Regions from separate parts of the Homo sapiens genome. Here region 1 is linked to region 2. A link is an interaction called in ENCODE POLR2A ChIA-PET data of the cell type or tissue named here. Cell type or tissue: Panc1. All regions are shown on one strand. Links, peaks and the distances in the headings refer to the core of each region. The heading gives the core; the rest is flanking DNA.

Region 1 (8,548 bases), core at 1-5,000, 140 kb after region 2:
TGTCTGCATGGGCAATAAAGTATAAATCCCAAGTGCACATATATATAGATGTATTGTTAAAGAGAAACAAAAGAATTACTTAAGTCCACACTACAATATATTATAGCCATGTTATTTTAGAGAATTTTGACAACACATTAGCTTTTCAATGGTGTTCATGGAATATTAATTCATTCTGTCATATTTACTGAACGCCTACTAGATGCAAGATGTAAAGTTGCTTCTGTATGTTGTCTTAGAAGAAAAGTAGATTTATTTAACTTAAACATACTATTATTCCTGCTTAAGTGACAAGGATTCTCTTATACTTCTGTCACCTAGAAATACCATAAAATTCTGCAAATTCCAAGCAATAAGGATGTAAACTTCAATAATACAAGCAAATACAATTCTAACATCATCAGCAATGGTCTGAAAATCTATGATATGATCCCAAGAGCACTTGAATTTTCTTATAGCTTGGGCTTTTGTTTTGTTTTTCTTTTTTCCTTTGGGTAAGCTGTTGAGATTTCTTCTTTCCCTTTCATGGAAACTTCTCTACACATTGAAATGAATCAGAAGCTCCTCCCCTGGATGGGCTAGTACTCCTCCTTCAAATGCTGAACGTCATCACAGGAGAGACAGAGGGACCTAGTGAAAGGCAGATGGTGATAAGCTCATACTTGGTGAAGAAAGGAAGAGGAAAAGAGTCTGAAACCTCTTATTGGGCTTATCTTGTTTTTAATTAACAGAATATAATTAAAATTCAAGCCAGACAAAATGACTGGATCTTAAATCAGAATTATGTCTAAGAGTGGAGACTGCAGTCATCTGTTTGCACTCATTAAAGGTGACCTCCACTACTTTCTGGGTCTCCCATTTTGCACTGCTACTTATAGGCAAGTTCTTTTTTTATTTCTTAGCCACATAAAAAAGGATTTTTTTCCTTTCTGCACCAGTACTAACTAAATATATATATATGTATATATATATATTTACATATAGTTGTACTGCACATTAGGATAAAGAATATGGTATAACAGGATACAATATAATAGATTTTTAAAAATCTTGACCTTTCTCTATAATTATTACATTCAAAATGATTCCCCTAACATTGATAATCATGTAATCTGGCAGAGAAACTAATTTTCCAGTAAAAAATTTGAAGGTTAAAGTTTTCCCTAACTTAAACAAAACGTGGCTAGAGATTATAGTTTTTGTTTTACAATCATCCCACAATATTCAAACATTCTAGTCTTACTACCTCAAAATCTACACCTAAGAGCTATCTAGGAGGTTTGTAATATCAACCCCCATAATTTTTCCTTCGAAGAGATCTGCAGCCTCAGCTTATGAAAAATGCAGTCTGTTCACCCTAGGAGAATATAAGTCATAACGTTTGTTTTGGAAATCTATTTTACCCAATATTTCTCAATGAAATAAATTGTATAAATGAAATAAAACTGACACTGCAATATTTACTAAATCACTACCGTCTGCTCTCTGCTTAACACTCTGGCTATCATTGGTTTCTCCTTCTTCAGTTTAGCAGCCGAAAGAGCAAAGGAAAAAGGCTTCTGCAAAGATGCATTTTTAAATCAATATAAATAAGGTTATAAAATAGCCACACTTAGCATGGTTTCCTCCTTCCTTGTCATCCCCATGCATTTGTCACTTTCTCACTGGCTTCTCTTCTTAATAATGTGCATTCTTCAGTTTACCAAAATGTGTGTGTGTGTGTGTGTGTGAGGAGTTCACACATAGAACTAGGGCAAAAAGGTCCAGAGAGTAGTGTAAGAGAGAAAAATTCAAGTAAATCAATCCCATGTAAACTTTATTAATGGTCTGATATTACATACAGACTGAATGATGAAAAAATTGTTAATTATAATTGACATTCTTATTTGAAAATAACTATTAATAAAAATGAAATATTTAAAGGTGAAAGTGGTTAGCCAAAAGATACTTTTAAATATCAAGTCTACAAATAAAAAGAAACAAAAATATTTTCAGGGCCCCGAAGAGCAAATGTTCCTTTTAGTCTGTGGCATCACGGAGTCACACTGTTACATTGACAATGAAGGAGACTAGACTCCACCAGCATCCTAGTCCTAGTTTTCAGGATAGCTGTGAGGTAGTGTACAAAGCCTCATGCAGAGAAATTCCCCTTTATTCTGTGGAGAATTTGATTCATGAAGGAGCAGGACTGATCTGTTTATCAGTGCTGAGAAAGTCTTGTAAAGGACATTGCCTATGAAAGGAGAGAAGGAAGGTAAAAATGGGACAGGAGGCTCTGAGGGCTCCTTTGGCAATTGAAGGTAAGGAAGGAAGAAGCTAAGCTATAAATAAAAAATATTTCTAGAAATGGTATGTGGATGATGCATTATTAATGATGGTGAAATACATCTCAATATGGAGGGGAGAGTGGCCACATCTTAAGATGGAATAGTCACTTGGTCCAAACACTGCTGATGCTCTTGTGATTTTAGAAGGATGCAAAATACCCCCTAAAGTCAAAGAGGTTTTAAGTGTTCACATGTCTACTTGATTAAGCACAAGGATGATACTAAAGAACTAATATGCAATAAAGAGATGAAAAAACACACAATGTTATTTTGATAATCTCAAATGTTTAAGCCTCACAACTGTATGAGAGCCTAGCTTACTGTCATTTAAAATTTTTTTTTTTTGTATTTTAAAAGGTCTATCTTAACTTTTAAAAACAAGTCTCATTACCTACAGAGTCTAGAAAGTACTGACTGTAGCTTGAGGTTATGAAACTGAAGGATTCCTGACTTACTGTTCTCCATTTTAACCGCTAGATGTATTTTCTGTTAACATATTCTGGGGTTAAAAAAATTGGCCTTTTTCACATTTACCTGGATTCCCAAGTATGTATCCAAACAGTATTTAGCCAGTTTACTACAAACACAAATCTTACATGTGGAGCTATGTGTGAAGGTATTATAATTATAGCAGTAATGCAAATATGGTAAAGAGGACCAAAACAGGTGACAGATGGTCACAGACTTAAGACTTATAACTTAAAAATGCAGCTTCACTTTGAAGGATGTATTGTGGTACATCCATGGACATTCAGAAAATTTGTCGGAAACTTACAAAGAAGGAAGATGGTTAGCAGCTTAATATACTCTTTTCTTTTCTTTTTTCTTTCTTTCTTTTTTTTTTTTTTTTTTTTGGTTATCTAGATGGGAGATTTAGTCCTGGTGCCTGAATTTGAGGGTCTCTCACACTGCTCATCTCAACAATCAATTTTTACTGCTGTAGAAGATAATAATGGTAATAACACTATAGAAAAAAACTACCATGACCTATAAGTTATTAGTCTTTTAAAAATAACTGTAGTGTATGCAGCTTCTTCATTTCCTGAAGTAGAAGAGAAGCTGATAGTTGGAGCCTCTGAAGCTGTTCATATATCTCCTGAATGCATGCAAGAGGTTGATTTGCTCACAAAGGAAGAGCAGCTTTGAGAATGGGCCACATGGATGAGAAAAGCGACCCAACATTAGAAATCTGCTGAGGACAATCACCTTCTGGCCCACCTGTCTTCTTGCACCAAGTTCCAGCAAAAAGCTCGCATCATGACACACTAGTGCTTTATCATCCTACAACAAAAAAAAGTCAGGATTCGAGGCCAGTTAAAGTGATGCTCTTAGGTAGCAAATTGTCAGTATTCCCAAAAGGACAGTCCTCTGATGGTGCTTTTGATACTGAAATTTCAAAGATCTCTGTTCACCTGAATGACATCCATAAATTAAGTCTCCCACAAAGTCCAAAATGTTCTTCTATTGCATTTAACAGAGAAGATACAAAATATAAAACTTTATTTCATGTGTGTGCAGATTTCCATATGCTTAACAAGAACTCACCTGGTTTCTATATTATGTGAAAAGATTGTCCTTATAAGACAAATTATATTCTAGTCACTTTCAAATGAAGTGGATTCACCAAGCACACAGTTTATCTCAGGATCTGGAAGCCTTCCTTAAAGCATGACTGTGCAACAAGAGTTTTAATGCCACTCCACTCTGTAATGCACTGCATGTTAACAAGATTTATATACATTACTGGTGCCGTTAAGGAAACTTAAATGACTTGCAGTTTCTCTAGATGAGATTTTAAAAAATCTTAAAAAGGGTGTGTAGCATACAAATGAAATCAGATTACATTAGAAGTTGTTTAAAAGTACAAACATAATACTGCTTGTGTACCAGCTATGGAACACACAGCAAAGACTTGTTTTACTTCAGACAAGCATTCTACAGTCACTGAACATAAAAAACCATAAAGTTACAGCTGCTTTTAAAATGTCACTTAGGGACAAACTGTATAGATGGGAAATTAGATAGTACTGAATGGTTCTGGAGAAGGACCAGGCCTGTACTCTGAACTCCTAACTCTGCATTCATGAGAAAGAATAAAATATTTCTCATCACTAATCATGTTTTCATATGTAGGTACCTGTACCTACAATGTGATCCAAATAATTTATCAGATTCAGAATGATTAATACTTTCCAAACTATACTTAAAATTGAGTCTAGTTATATTGTATGAAAATTGAGAAAAATGAGGTAGATGATGTTTGGGTAACAATTAAAATTTTAGGCAGATGCTTGAATGTCCGTAATTTTTTAAAATGGGGGACTCTACAGTACATGCTGCAAAAATGACTCAAGCTAGGATTTTCAGAATAACCTATATTTTAAAAGTGCAGAACAATGTCAAATCTTTAAGCTTTCAAGCAGAGGATTCGCAATAAAATGAAATCATTAGGCAAAGAGTGGTCACTGTTACGATAAGAAGAAAAAATAATTCAAAATTCTCATATCTATTATTATATTAGAATAGTTCACTTTCTTCTCTACATAATAACATTGGGTATTAAAGAGCCATTTATGCATACCTTATTATTATTTATGAAATTACAAATACACACAGTGTCTGATAACTCATCTCTCTGTATTAAATAGGAACATACATTGTTTTTTAAAATGTCTGCCTTTTACAATGTGTTAGGTAACAGCTTTCCATAGCGTAATCATGAATGCATTATATAATGTGCTTTATAAGAAATTATTAAGGATTATGACTATAGCAATGTAATTCGAATATAAATATGAATAAAGCATTTAGGAATGATATTTTCACTTAGACTGTTACCTACATAATTTGCAGCAATACAATTATCATAGAAGAAGACATACATTTACAGAAAAAGCTGTTGCTACGAATGTTAGTAAAAATCCTATAACGTAGGTGTTTTTCTAGCAACTTCACAAAACCCATGCCTTTAAAAACATGAGGAGAATCCACAATGCCACCTACAGTTTTCTTGACAGTAATCTTGCCTTGGCAGGAAAAAAGGTCAGCTTTATTTGAAAAGCCAGGTGCATGTAAATTTCCAAACTGCAAGTAGGTGGCAGTGGAGACATTTCTGGATGGCCCTTCTCAGTTGGAAATGTAAAAGGAGGAGGAAGCTTCCTTAAAAACAAGTTAAAAACATACTAAAATAAATAATTTCCTGAAATGTAACCTTCCAGATCACCATTAAGAGCTAATAAATTATTTGTCTTTAGGGACCAAAATCCCACCAATCTCTTAATGAAGACAACCATAGCATGAAAAGTGAGCAGCATGGATGACAAAATTAGAAAAAAATGAAAAGAGAGAAGTGTTGGACAATTGTTTCCCACAAATCTAAAAGAAATAATTAGGAATTTGATGTGGACAAGAAACTCCGAGGCTAGCAGCATGAAATACATAAATTTAAAACTAGTAACTTAGCATTTTAAGAAGCCATTAAGAAATCTCCTGTTTGAATGTGAATTTAAGAGTAAGGGAGATGAGTTTATTAGGATCTGGTCTTTAATGAAGAATATCAATTGAGTCCATCAAAAAATTGTGTACAAGAGGCTATTAAACAATGTAGACATATTTAAAGTGTGCTCAACTATAAACAAACACTAGAAACATTAGAATAAAACCACCTGAATTGTCTTTCAAGGTTAATGAGTTGGCATTTAGATTCATTCCATTCTCAAGTTTACTTGCAAAGATAAGAAGGGTCATTAAGTTGTATTATCGGTTCAATTTAATTGATTTGACTCGTGGACATCATATTAGAAACTGGAAAATGCCCAAGAATAAACACTGGAGGGGTGTGTGTGTGTATCAATATACATGGAAAGAAACAGGTAAATGTGTTGTAAGATGGAAAAAAAGGAAGTTAATGACATTATTTATATCGGAATCACCACGTGAAAAGAAATCAAGGTAAACGTCCAGATCAAAGCTTTTTCACACCATGACTATCTCGAATCAGCTTTTCTCCTTTCCTTAATTGGTTAACCACACACACACAGTTTAACAACAAAGGCAACCAAGTGGTCAAGGGATGCAAGAAACCTGGTGAAAACAAATGCCACGTTCTTAGTACTACTGTTCCCCTGCCTGGAACATTCTTCTTCTGTTCATCTTTTAAGATTCACCTCAAAATCCAGATACTCTAAAATGCTGTTCGGAATCCCTGATGTGAATTTAATCACTCCCTCTCCTGCAGTATTTAAAAAAACTTCTATTATAGCAATTATCACATTTTAGAATTAGAATTATTATAGTTGTGTTTGGATCTGAACGACCCCTAAGTCTGCAAGTCCTAGGAGGGCAGGGGTCAGTCCTTGACAATTTTTGGAAAATTTCTGATGCCATGCTCTGCAAGGATGTTTATCTGAATTAGTTGAAAGGATGACTTAAAACCATCTCTCAAAATACGCCATGCTTTAATGCTGTGGACAGTAAAGAATCTATGCTTTGGTGAACAACAGAAGAGTGACATGCCTGTGACTCACTCTGAATAGAGCCTTATAAAGCCTTAAAAAGAAATGTGGCACCAACCTTTACCCTCTCCTTATATACGCAGGAATCCTTGGGAGCTACAGGGTTAGTTTGGTTGCTAGGAGTAAGGCCTGAGAATTATTAGTGAACTGGCATCCTGGAAGCAGTAGGGGGCGTTTTACGCTGAGGATGCTATTGGAGGATGTACTCACAGACTGTGTGATGGGCGGTCACCTAGTCATTGTCCTGGTGACCTTTTAAATGTAAGCAGCAGGAAGCATAACTCAGGCCTGGTAGCAGTGATCAGAGTCATGGGGGAACAAACTGTAAAAATTCCAAAGCAAGGGCCATACTGAACCCAGAATTCTCAAATTCAGGAAGAAACTTCCTAGGCTAATTAATAGAGTTTGTTACTTAGGTTTCCCACATCAAAAGGGATTTGGTGTCGTTGTTTTCTACCCTTTCTATTCCTTGCCCCCTTATGGCATTACAGGTTCCTTTTGTTTTATGGTGGGGGAAAAAACCATACACACAATGAAAGAATATTGAAAAAGTTCTGTAAAAGCTCCCCTGAGAGAGAAAAATCTCTGGAAGTCATTCTTCCTCTTGGAAAGGCGTTGGATCAATTTCATTCTTCTCCAGATAACACATAAAACTCAGCACAGGCTATGTAAGTAAAAGAAAGTTTCAGTGAGGGTTTGTTTCTTGCTGCCAAGGGTCTGCAACTTCGAATTGCCTGAAATACTGAACATATTGAGACATGAATGCTGCAAACATCTAAAAATATTAGTAGTGTGGCTGCCTACAAAGAAGATGGAGGGCCTACCTGAGGCGGCAGAGCCTCTTACATTGGAGGGTTGGAGAGAATCATCCACCTGCAGGAGGCCCCCAGTCAGGAGGTTAGAAGACCATATTTAAGAAGAAGGAATCACAGTCCAAGTTCGGCCTCAAACCAGTACATTTTAAGAGTCTCAGTAGATAGCAAAGAGATCATAAAAATGACTCACCAAAAGGCATATATTAAAATTGGACTGGGATGCATTTTTAAGAAAGCCAGAAAACTCCAAGAGCATAGCTTCAGAATAAGAACAACACATGGTTTTTTGGGGGGGAAGTTTAATAAACTGCAGTTTTGGATTACCTTAATCCATATCCTTAATCCACAAAATTCTGTCATTCACTGTTTTGGGCAATGTGACATTATATTTTATTGTAAAGTATTATAGTATATTTCTGTTTGATGAGTAAAAACTTGAACAATTAAAATAAACAATGTATATTGTAATCTCATTGCATGAAGATTTGATTTTCCTATTCTGTTGTAAATTTTAAATTTCTTATCCTGTTAAAAAGCCCATAAAACAGATTTTGTGAACATATGTTTTATGAGCCAATGCCAAAGTAAGAGTGGTAAATCCCTCAGTCACAGACATAATCTTCAGAAGTCAACACTTAATTATTCAGCTTGTAGATTTTCCATGCTTTCCTGTCCCTCCTCCTTGGTATTTCATTGCACACACACACTTCTTTTAGAAAGCAGGCAAACAAAAGAAGTAGAAGAGATGAAACTCAGACTTGAAGGTGTGGATATCTGTAACATTACTTTGAAATGTTGTCAGCAAGGAAAAAGAAGCTAAAAGATAATAAAAATTGTTATCATTTAAGAATAGCTTTCATTTCAAAACAGTATTTCATGTGCATTTTTTTTC
Region 2 (8,402 bases), core at 1-5,000:
TAAACCTTATTGTTTCTCTCTTAAGAGAGAAGGGGGTGCAGGCGGCAGCCAGGGTGGATGCTGTTGGAATAGTTGTAGAAGTAACAAGATTAGTGCTGTATTTTAACAGAAGGTGACATCATGGGCCCCATTGGACTTGAGTAACCCCGTGCTGCAGCCTTCATGGTCCCCTTGTCGGAGTGGGTGATGTCGCTATACACGTGAACTGCCACATTGGGGAAAATCAGGGGCTGAGGCTTTAATGAATCTTTACAAAGGAGCAGAACGCATCCTGAGTCGACCTGTGCAGCTGTGGGGTGCTTGGACAGAAGTACAAACCGGATGGCATGTCAGGAGAGGAAGTAATTAGAACAATTGGCTCGGGTTCCAGAGTATGGATTGGATAAGGGGAAGGTCCCAACTGGGCAACCCACTCAGGTGCTCCTTGGAGTGCTCTAGCTCTATGATTCACCTGTGGGGAGTTGACTGGTTGTTAGTGAGACTGGGAGAAATGCAGAAGCATTGGTGTTTGTGGGGACTTGGTTGTCTCTAAACAGCCGGGAGGGGGTGCTGTTAGGCTCGCTTTCAAAGCTGTGATCTGGCAGGGCGTGGTGGCTCCCGCCTGTAATCCCAGCACTTTGGGAGGCCGAGGAGGGCGGATCACTTGAGGTCAGGAGTTCGAGACCAGCCTGACCAACATGGAGAAACCCCGTCTCTACTAAAAATACAAAATTAGCTGGGTGTGGTGGCACGTGCCTGTAATCCCAGCTACTCGGGAGACTGAGGCAGGAGAATTGCTTGAACCCAGGAGGCAGAGGTTGTGGTGAGCCGAGATTGTGCCATTGCACTCCAGCCTGGGCAACAAGAGTGAAACTCTGCCTCAAAAAAAAAAAAAAAATGCTGTGATGTGAGTGCTCACCAGACCCTGTTGTGCCTGCATTCTTCAAGGCAAAAGTTTTACATCTGGACCCGCCTGTTCTGGCTGCGTGTGACAAACTTTCTGTAGACTCCAACACGCTTTGGGGAGAGGTGGCCTAGTTGAGGGCCTGGTCTGAGAAGGGAGGCAAATCCCCCAGGGCCTTTTAGCTTGGCATTGAGCTAATGGGGATTTTTTTTTTGCTTCCTCTTAAGTTTTACAAGAACAAAAAGTGTTGCCTGGGTTTCCCCACGGGGGTCTATTAAAAACTTTCGGGGTTTTCCCTGGTAAAGAATGATAAGAACAGAGGCATACTAACCTTGATCCTGTATCCTCTGTCCCTCATCAGATGTTTCCTTCCAATGGGCTTTTGGTGTAGGATGTCGGAGAACCAAGAACAGGAGGTAAGAGTATGGTCTGCAGAGAACAGGTGGGTAAAAGTTGGAGAGGGGATTTAGGAGGAAAGAGGACATAGAGATGCAAATCATTAATTATTACCTGCAGTATTACTTTGGTGGTTCTGATGAGCTCAGAATAAAGTCAGGAGAAAGAAATCAACAGCAGAGGCATTCCTAGGAAATTGGGGTTCCATTCTGACTAAATTTTCCTTTGATTGGAATATACTGGAATGTAAGCTTCATGGGGGCAGGCACTTACGTCTCTTGTTCATGCTTTATCCCCAGTGCCTATAACAGTGTCTGACACGTAGTGGGGCTCAGTAAAAATTTGTTGAATTGAGTGACTGAATTGAGTGAATGAAAGTTGAATTGAATAAATGAAAGTTGGTGTTGAGTGAATGAAAGTTGGTGTTGGGTGGAAAAATCTAGCGACCTGTGTTGTCAGAGCTGCCTTGCTGTGTAGCTGAAGCTGAGGGAGCTTTTCTTACCTACAGGAGGTGATTACAGTGCGTGTTCAGGACCCCCGAGTGCAGAATGAGGGCTCCTGGAACTCTTATGTGGATTATAAGATATTCCTCCATGTGAGTACATCAAGCTTCTGTATTGGGGTCAGCGCTCTGCAGGGCTGAGGGGCTTGTACTGAGGTGTAACCTTTTTTTTTTTTTTTTGAGATGGAGTTTTGCTCTTGTTGCCCAGGCTGGAGTGCAGTGGTGTGATCTCGGCTTACTGCAACCTCCGCCTCCCAGGTTCAAGTGATTCTCCTGCCTCAGCCTCCCAAGTAGCTGGGATTACAGGCATGTGCCACCACGCCCAGCTAATTTTGAATATATATTTTTTTAGTAGAGATGGGGTTTCATCATGTTGGCCAGGCTGGTTTTGAACTCCTGACCTCAAGTGATCCACCCTCCTTGGCCTCCCAAAGTGCTGGGATTATAGGCGTGAGCCACCGTGCAGGTCAAGGTGTAACCTATTTTTGAGTGTTTCTGGTGGACCCGAGACAGAAGACTTAGAAGAAAGGGAGGGAGGAAAGGAAAGAGAGCTTGAGGTATGTCTTTGAGTTGCTTTTGGGCTGCCTGGTGGCACCTTGTTCTAGTTGGGGACCTGATCAGGTCTGTGGCCTGATGGCATGGCTCCTCAGTGAAAGCAATGATAGGGAGCTCATGTGAACTTGTCTATTTCCACTAAACCCTTTTCATGTACTTCATGTGCTTTCATGTATAGACCAACAGCAAAGCCTTTACTGCCAAGACTTCCTGTGTGCGGCGCCGCTACCGTGAGTTCGTGTGGCTGAGAAAGCAGCTACAGAGAAATGCTGGTTTGGTGTGAGTTTGCTCTTGCTTCCTTCTTGGGTCTGTGACTGGCTTTTTGGGTGCTTATGTAGGAACTGGAGTTGACAATGAAGAGAACTTGCAACATACCAGGCACTAAGGAAATTGGGAAATATGTTGTTTCTTTTTTTGTTTTTTGGGTTTTTTTTTTTTTTTGATGTAGGGTCTTGCTTTGTTACAGAGGCTGGAGTGCAGTGGTGCAATCATGGCTCACTGCAGCCTCAACCTCCTGGGTTCTAGCAATCCTCCCACCTCAGCTTCCCAAGTGGCTGGGACTACAGGTGCATGCCACCACACTTGCCTAATTTGGAAAATATTTTTGTAGAGATGGAGGTCTCCCTATGTTACTAGGGTGGTCTTGAACTCCTGGGCTCAAGCAGTCCTCCTGCCTTGGCCTTCCAAATTGTTGGGATTACAGGTGTGAGCCACCAGGCCCGGCTGGGAAATAATGTTTTTTTTTTTTTTGAGATGGAGTCTTGCTCTGTTGCCCAGGCTGGAGTGCAGTGGCATGATCTCATCTCACTGCAACCTCCACCTCCCAGGTTGAAGCAATTCTCTCTGCCTCAGCCTCCCAAGTAGCTGGGATTACAGGTGCCCACCACTATGCCTGCCTAATTTTTGTATTTTTAGTAGAGGTGGGGTTTGTCCATGTTGGCCAGGCTGGTCTCAAATTCCTGGACTCAAGTGATCCACCTGTCTCGGCCTCCCAAAGTGCTGGGATTACAGGCGTGAGCCACCACTCCTGGCTGGGAAATATGTTCTTTTTTTTTTTTTTTTGAGACTGAGTTTTGCTCTTGTTGCCTGGGTGCGATCTCGGCTCACCGCAACCTCCACCTCCCGGGTTCAAGAGGTTCTCCTGCCTCAGCCTCCTGAGTAGCTGGGATTACAGGCATGCGCCACCACTCCTGGCTAATTTTGTATTTTTAGTAGAGATGGGGTTTCTCCATGTTGGTCAGGCTGGTCTCGAACTCCTAACCTCAGGTGATCTGCCTGCCTTAGCCTCCCAAAGTTGCTAGGATTATAGGCGTGAGGCACCATGCCCAGGCCTTCTTTTTTTTTTTTTTTTTTGAGATGGAGTCTCGCTCTGTCGCCCAGGCTGGAGTGCAGTGGTACAATCTCGGCTTACTGCAACCTCCGCCTCCCGGGTTCAAGCAGTTCTCTGCCTCAGCCTCCCGAGTAGCTGGAATTACAGGGGGTTACCACCATGCCCAGCTAATGTTTTGTATTTTTAGTGGAGGTGGGGTTTTACCATCTTGGCCAGGCTGGGTTTTTTTTGCTTTTTTTTTTTTTTTTTGAGACAGAGTTTCACTTTGTTGCCCAGGCTGGAGTGCAGTGACACCCTCCACCTCCCAGGCTCAAGCAATTTTTGTGCCTCAGCCTTCCGAGTAGCTGGGATTACAGGCGCCTGCCACCACGCCTGGCTGACTATTTTGTATTTTAGTAGAGATGAGGTTTTACCACGTTGCCCAGGCTGGTGTCGAACTCCTGAGCTCAGGCAATCCACCCATCTCCACCTCCCAAAGTGCTAGGATTACAGGTGTGAGCCACTGCGCCCAGCCTGGGCAGGCTGGTCTTAAACTGACCTCATGATCCACCTGCCTTGGCCTTCCAAAGTGCTGGGATTACAGACGTGAGCCACCATGCTCCGCCTTTTTTCTTTTTTTTTTTTTTTGAGACGGAGTCTCACTCTGTTGCCCAGGCTGGAGTACAATGGTGTGATCTCGGCTCACTGCTACCTCAGCCTCCTGGGTTCAAGCGATTCTCCTGCCTCAGCTTCCCGAGTAGCTGGGATTACAGGTCCCTACCCCCACGCCCAGCTAATTTTTGTGTTTTTAGTAGTGACAGGGTTTTACCATGCTAGCCAGGCTGGTCTCGAACTCCCAACCTCAGGCAATCCGCCTGCCTCGGCCTCCCAAAGTGCTGGGATTACAGGCGTGAGCCACCGCACCCGGCCAGATATATGTTCTTAAATCATATTTTCAAGTCAGTGAAAAAAGTAGAATCTAATTTCGAGTATTTTTACCTAACAAAGCCATACTAACATCAAAAATATTTTTCTTTCTTTATATGCATATATGTCTAGAGCTCAACAAATATACAGCTAACATTTTAAACAGTTTAAATCTGCTTATCAGAAAATTTTAAGCACCTGGACTTATTTGACAGCTAGTGTTTCCATCCACTTCACATGTAAAAATAATGATTTTTTTTTCTCTTTTAATACAGAGGTCCTTTTCCAGAGACATATGAGAGCCTAGGGAAGGCAGTTATTATTTACTCCTCACACCCACCTGCCAAATAAGTCCTGAAAGTGGAGAGAATTACAACAGTGATTTTGCTGTAGGATGGTCACTGAATACTCAGTGGTGATAGGTGGCCTGTTGAGTGACCAAGTCAGTTAGTTAACATGTGGAACTGATGAGGCTGTTGTCCTGGGGCAGGCCCTAATAAACCAGGTGAAACTCCGTTCCCCTGACAAATCCTATATCCTCCAGCCTGGCCTGTTTTTTTTTTGTTTTGTTTTTCTTTTTCTTTCTTTTTTTTTTTTTTTGAGACAGAGCTTAGCTAAGTGAGCCTCTGCCGGTCGCGGTGGCTCACGCCCAGCACTTTGGGAGGCTGAGGCAGGTGGATCATGAGGTCAGGAGTTCAAGACCAGCCTGGCCAAGATGGTGAAACCCCATCTCTACTAAAAATACAAAAAACTAGCCGGGTGTGGTGGCAGGTGCCTGTAATCCCAGCTACTCAGGAGGCTGAGGCAGAGAATTGCTTGAACCTGGGAGGCAGAGGTTGCAGTGAGCTGAGATTGTGCCACTGCACTCCAGCCTGGTGACAGAGCGAGACTGTCTCAAAAACAACAACAACAACTACAAAAAAATGTGAGCCTCAGCAGCCTCAAACGCCTGGGGTCAAGGGATTCTCCCACTTCAGCCTCCCAAGTAGCTGGGACTACAGGTATGTGCCACCATGCTCAGCTAATTTTTGTATTTTTTGTAGAGAAAGGTCTCACTTTGTTGCCCAGGCTGGTCTCTCAAACTCCTTGGCCTCAAGTGATCCTCCTACCTCAGTCTCCCAAGTTGTTGGGATTACAGTTGTGAGCCACTGCGTCCCACTCCAGTTTCTTCCTTTTTAAAAATAATAGTTGATGGTGGGTGTGGATTTCTTTTTTCCTTTTTTTTTTTTTTTCTGAGGCGGAGTCTCGCTCTGTCACCCAGGCTAGAGTGTAGTGGTGCAATCTCGGCTCACTGCAACTCCCAGGTTCAAGGGATTCTTCTGCCTCAGCCTCCTGAGCAGTTGGGATTACAGGTGTACACCACCACGGCTGGCTAATTTTTGTATTTTTAGTAGAGTCGGGGTTTCACCATTTTGGTCAGGCTGGTCTCCAACTCCTGACCTCATGATCTACGTGCCTTGTCCTCCCAAAGTGCTGCTATTACAGGTGTGAGCCACTGCGCCCGGCCTTTTTTTTTTTTTTGAGATGGAGTCTTGCTCCTGTCTCATCCTGCAGGCTGGAGTGTTTGCAGTGGCACGATCTCGGCTCACTGCAACCTCCACCTCACAGGTTCAAGTGATTCTCCTTCCTCAGCCTCCTGAGTAGCTGGGATTACAGGGGTGCACCACCATGCCCTACTAATTTTCTTTTCTTTTCTCTTTTTTGTTTTTTTTTGAGATGGAGTTTCGCTCTTGTTGCCCAGGCTGGAGTGCAATGGCTTGATCTCAGCTCACCACAACCTCCGCCTCCCAGGTTTAAGTGATTCCCCTGCCTCAGCCTCCCGAGTAGCTGGGGATTACAGGCATGTGCCACCACGCCTGGCTAATTATGTATTTTTATTTTTATTTATTTATTTATTTAATTTTTTTTTTTTTGAGACAGAGTTTCACTCTTGTTGCCCAGGCTGGAGTGCAAGGGTACAATCTCAGCTCACTGCAAGCTCCGCCTCCCAGGTTCACGCCATTCTCCTGCCTCAGCCTCCCGAGTAGTTGGGACTACAGGCGCCCGCCACCACGCCCGGCTAGTTTTTTCTATTTTTTAGTTGAGATGGGGTTTCACCGTGTTAGCCAGGATGGTCTCGATTTTCTGACCTCGTGATCCCCACCCACCTCGGCCTCCCAAAGTGCTGGGATTACAGGCGTGAGCCACCGCGCCTGGCTGTTTTTTTTTTTTAAAGGAGAGATGAGGTTTCACCATGTCGCCCAAGCTGGTCTTGAACTCCTGAGCTCAAGTGATCTGCCCACCTCGGCCTCCCAAAGTGCCAGGATTACAGGCATGAACCATGGCACCAAGCTGGGAGTGGGTTTCATAAACAACATAGTGTGGCTCGGCTTGGTGGCTCACACATGTAATTCCAGTGCTTTGGGAGGTTAAGGAAGGAGGATCACTTGAGGCCAGGAGTTTGAGACCAGCCTGGGCAACAGAGCAATACTGTCTCTACAGATACATAAGTAAACAAATAAATAAATTAGGTGCACACAGTGGCACGTACCGGTAGTCATAGTTATTCTGGGAGGCTGATGCAGGAGGATTACTTCATCCCAGGAATTTGAGGCTGCGGCGAGCTATGCTCACGTTTATGCTACTGCACTCCAGCCTGGGCAACCTGGAGAGAGCAGCTTGGAAAGCAATACCTTGTCTCTAAAATCAAACAGACAAAAATAATGTATCAGCATGGGTTTTATAGTCATAGATCTGGTTCTGATATGAGCTTTGCTGCTTATTAGCTGTGTAACAGTGAGACATTTACTTAACTTCTCTGATCTGAAGTGAGTTAATATCTTTCTCACGGGGTTTTGGGATGACTAAATGAAATCATGTTTATAAAACATTTAGCACAGTCTGGCTTGACACTTGGCATGCAGTCAATGTTAGCACCACCCCTTATTAAAAGCTAATTGGGGCCAGGCACGGTGGCTCATGCCTGTAATCCCAGCACTTTGGGAGGCCGAGGCAGGCAGGGATCACGAGGTCAGATCAAGACCATCCTGGCTAACATGGTGAAACCCCGTCTCTATTAAAAATACAAAAAATTAGCTGGGTGTGGTGGCCTGCACCTGTAATCCCAGTTACTCGGGAGGCTGAGGCAGAGAACTGCTTGAACCCGGGAGGCAGACGTTGCAGTAAGCCGAGATTGTACCACTGCACTTCAGCCTGGGCGACAGAGCGAGACTCCATCTCAAAAAAAAAAAAAAAAGCTATTTGTATTGATTAGACCTCTTTTTAAGGGATTTCCTTGATCAGAGGCCGGAATGACTATCTTAGATGTTACACTTATCATGGGTGTTATATCATGTGGCTGCACAGGCCTGTTCCTGAACTTCCTGGGAAGTCAACCTTCTTCGGCACCTCAGATGAGTTCATTGAGAAGCGACGACAAGGTCTGCAGCACTTCCTTGAAAAGTGAGTGGACAGAACGGCTGGTGCTGGCCACCAAGGGTGGAGGCAGGGGTGGAGGAATGTGCCAGGCAGGATGGAGCTCCCTGCTCAGGTAGCCAGAAGTTCTTAAGAGGATGGGGAATGGAGAGCAGTTCCTCAGGGTGATGCTCTGTGTTGTGCTACCTGTGTTTTTCCCAGGGTCCTGCAGAGTGTGGTTCTCCTGTCAGACAGCCAGTTGCACCTATTCCTGCAAAGCCAGCTCTCGGTGCCTGAGATAGAAGCCTGTGTCCAGGGCCGAAGTACCATGACTGTGTCTGATGCCATTCTTCGATATGCTATGTCAAACTGTGGCTGGGCCCAGGAAGAGAGGCAGAGCTCTTCTCACCTGGCTAAAGGAGACCAGCCTAAGAGGT

The links. Peaks named below come from ENCODE experiments on the same cell type or tissue, not always from the same donor. Only the 100,000 strongest peaks of a DNase experiment are listed, where the experiment ranks them.
Region 1: POLR2A ChIA-PET joins it to region 2 with 5 read pairs; 4 of 35 experiments call an interaction of 5 or more read pairs at or near these places.

The regions. Positions count from the first base shown.
Region 1 is chr17:48,254,468-48,263,015 of GRCh38, forward strand. All of the region lies in intron 4 of SKAP1 (src kinase associated phosphoprotein 1), which reads right to left. Among named protein-coding and RNA genes, the nearest start is that of SKAP1-AS2, 36 kb to the right of the region's middle. In Panc1, for the core only: no CTCF peak of the experiment used is centred there; no DNase peak of the experiment used is centred there; H3K27ac peaks cover 1,240 bases.
Region 2 is chr17:48,110,787-48,119,188 of GRCh38, forward strand. SNX11 (sorting nexin 11) reads left to right here. Exons shown (of 7, transcript NM_013323.3): 2 at 1,245-1,299; 3 at 1,788-1,874; 4 at 2,515-2,615; 5 at 7,918-8,013; 6 at 8,188-8,400. The coding sequence starts at 1,258. Among named protein-coding and RNA genes, the nearest start is that of SNX11, 7.2 kb to the left of the region's middle. In Panc1, for the core only: no CTCF peak of the experiment used is centred there; no DNase peak of the experiment used is centred there.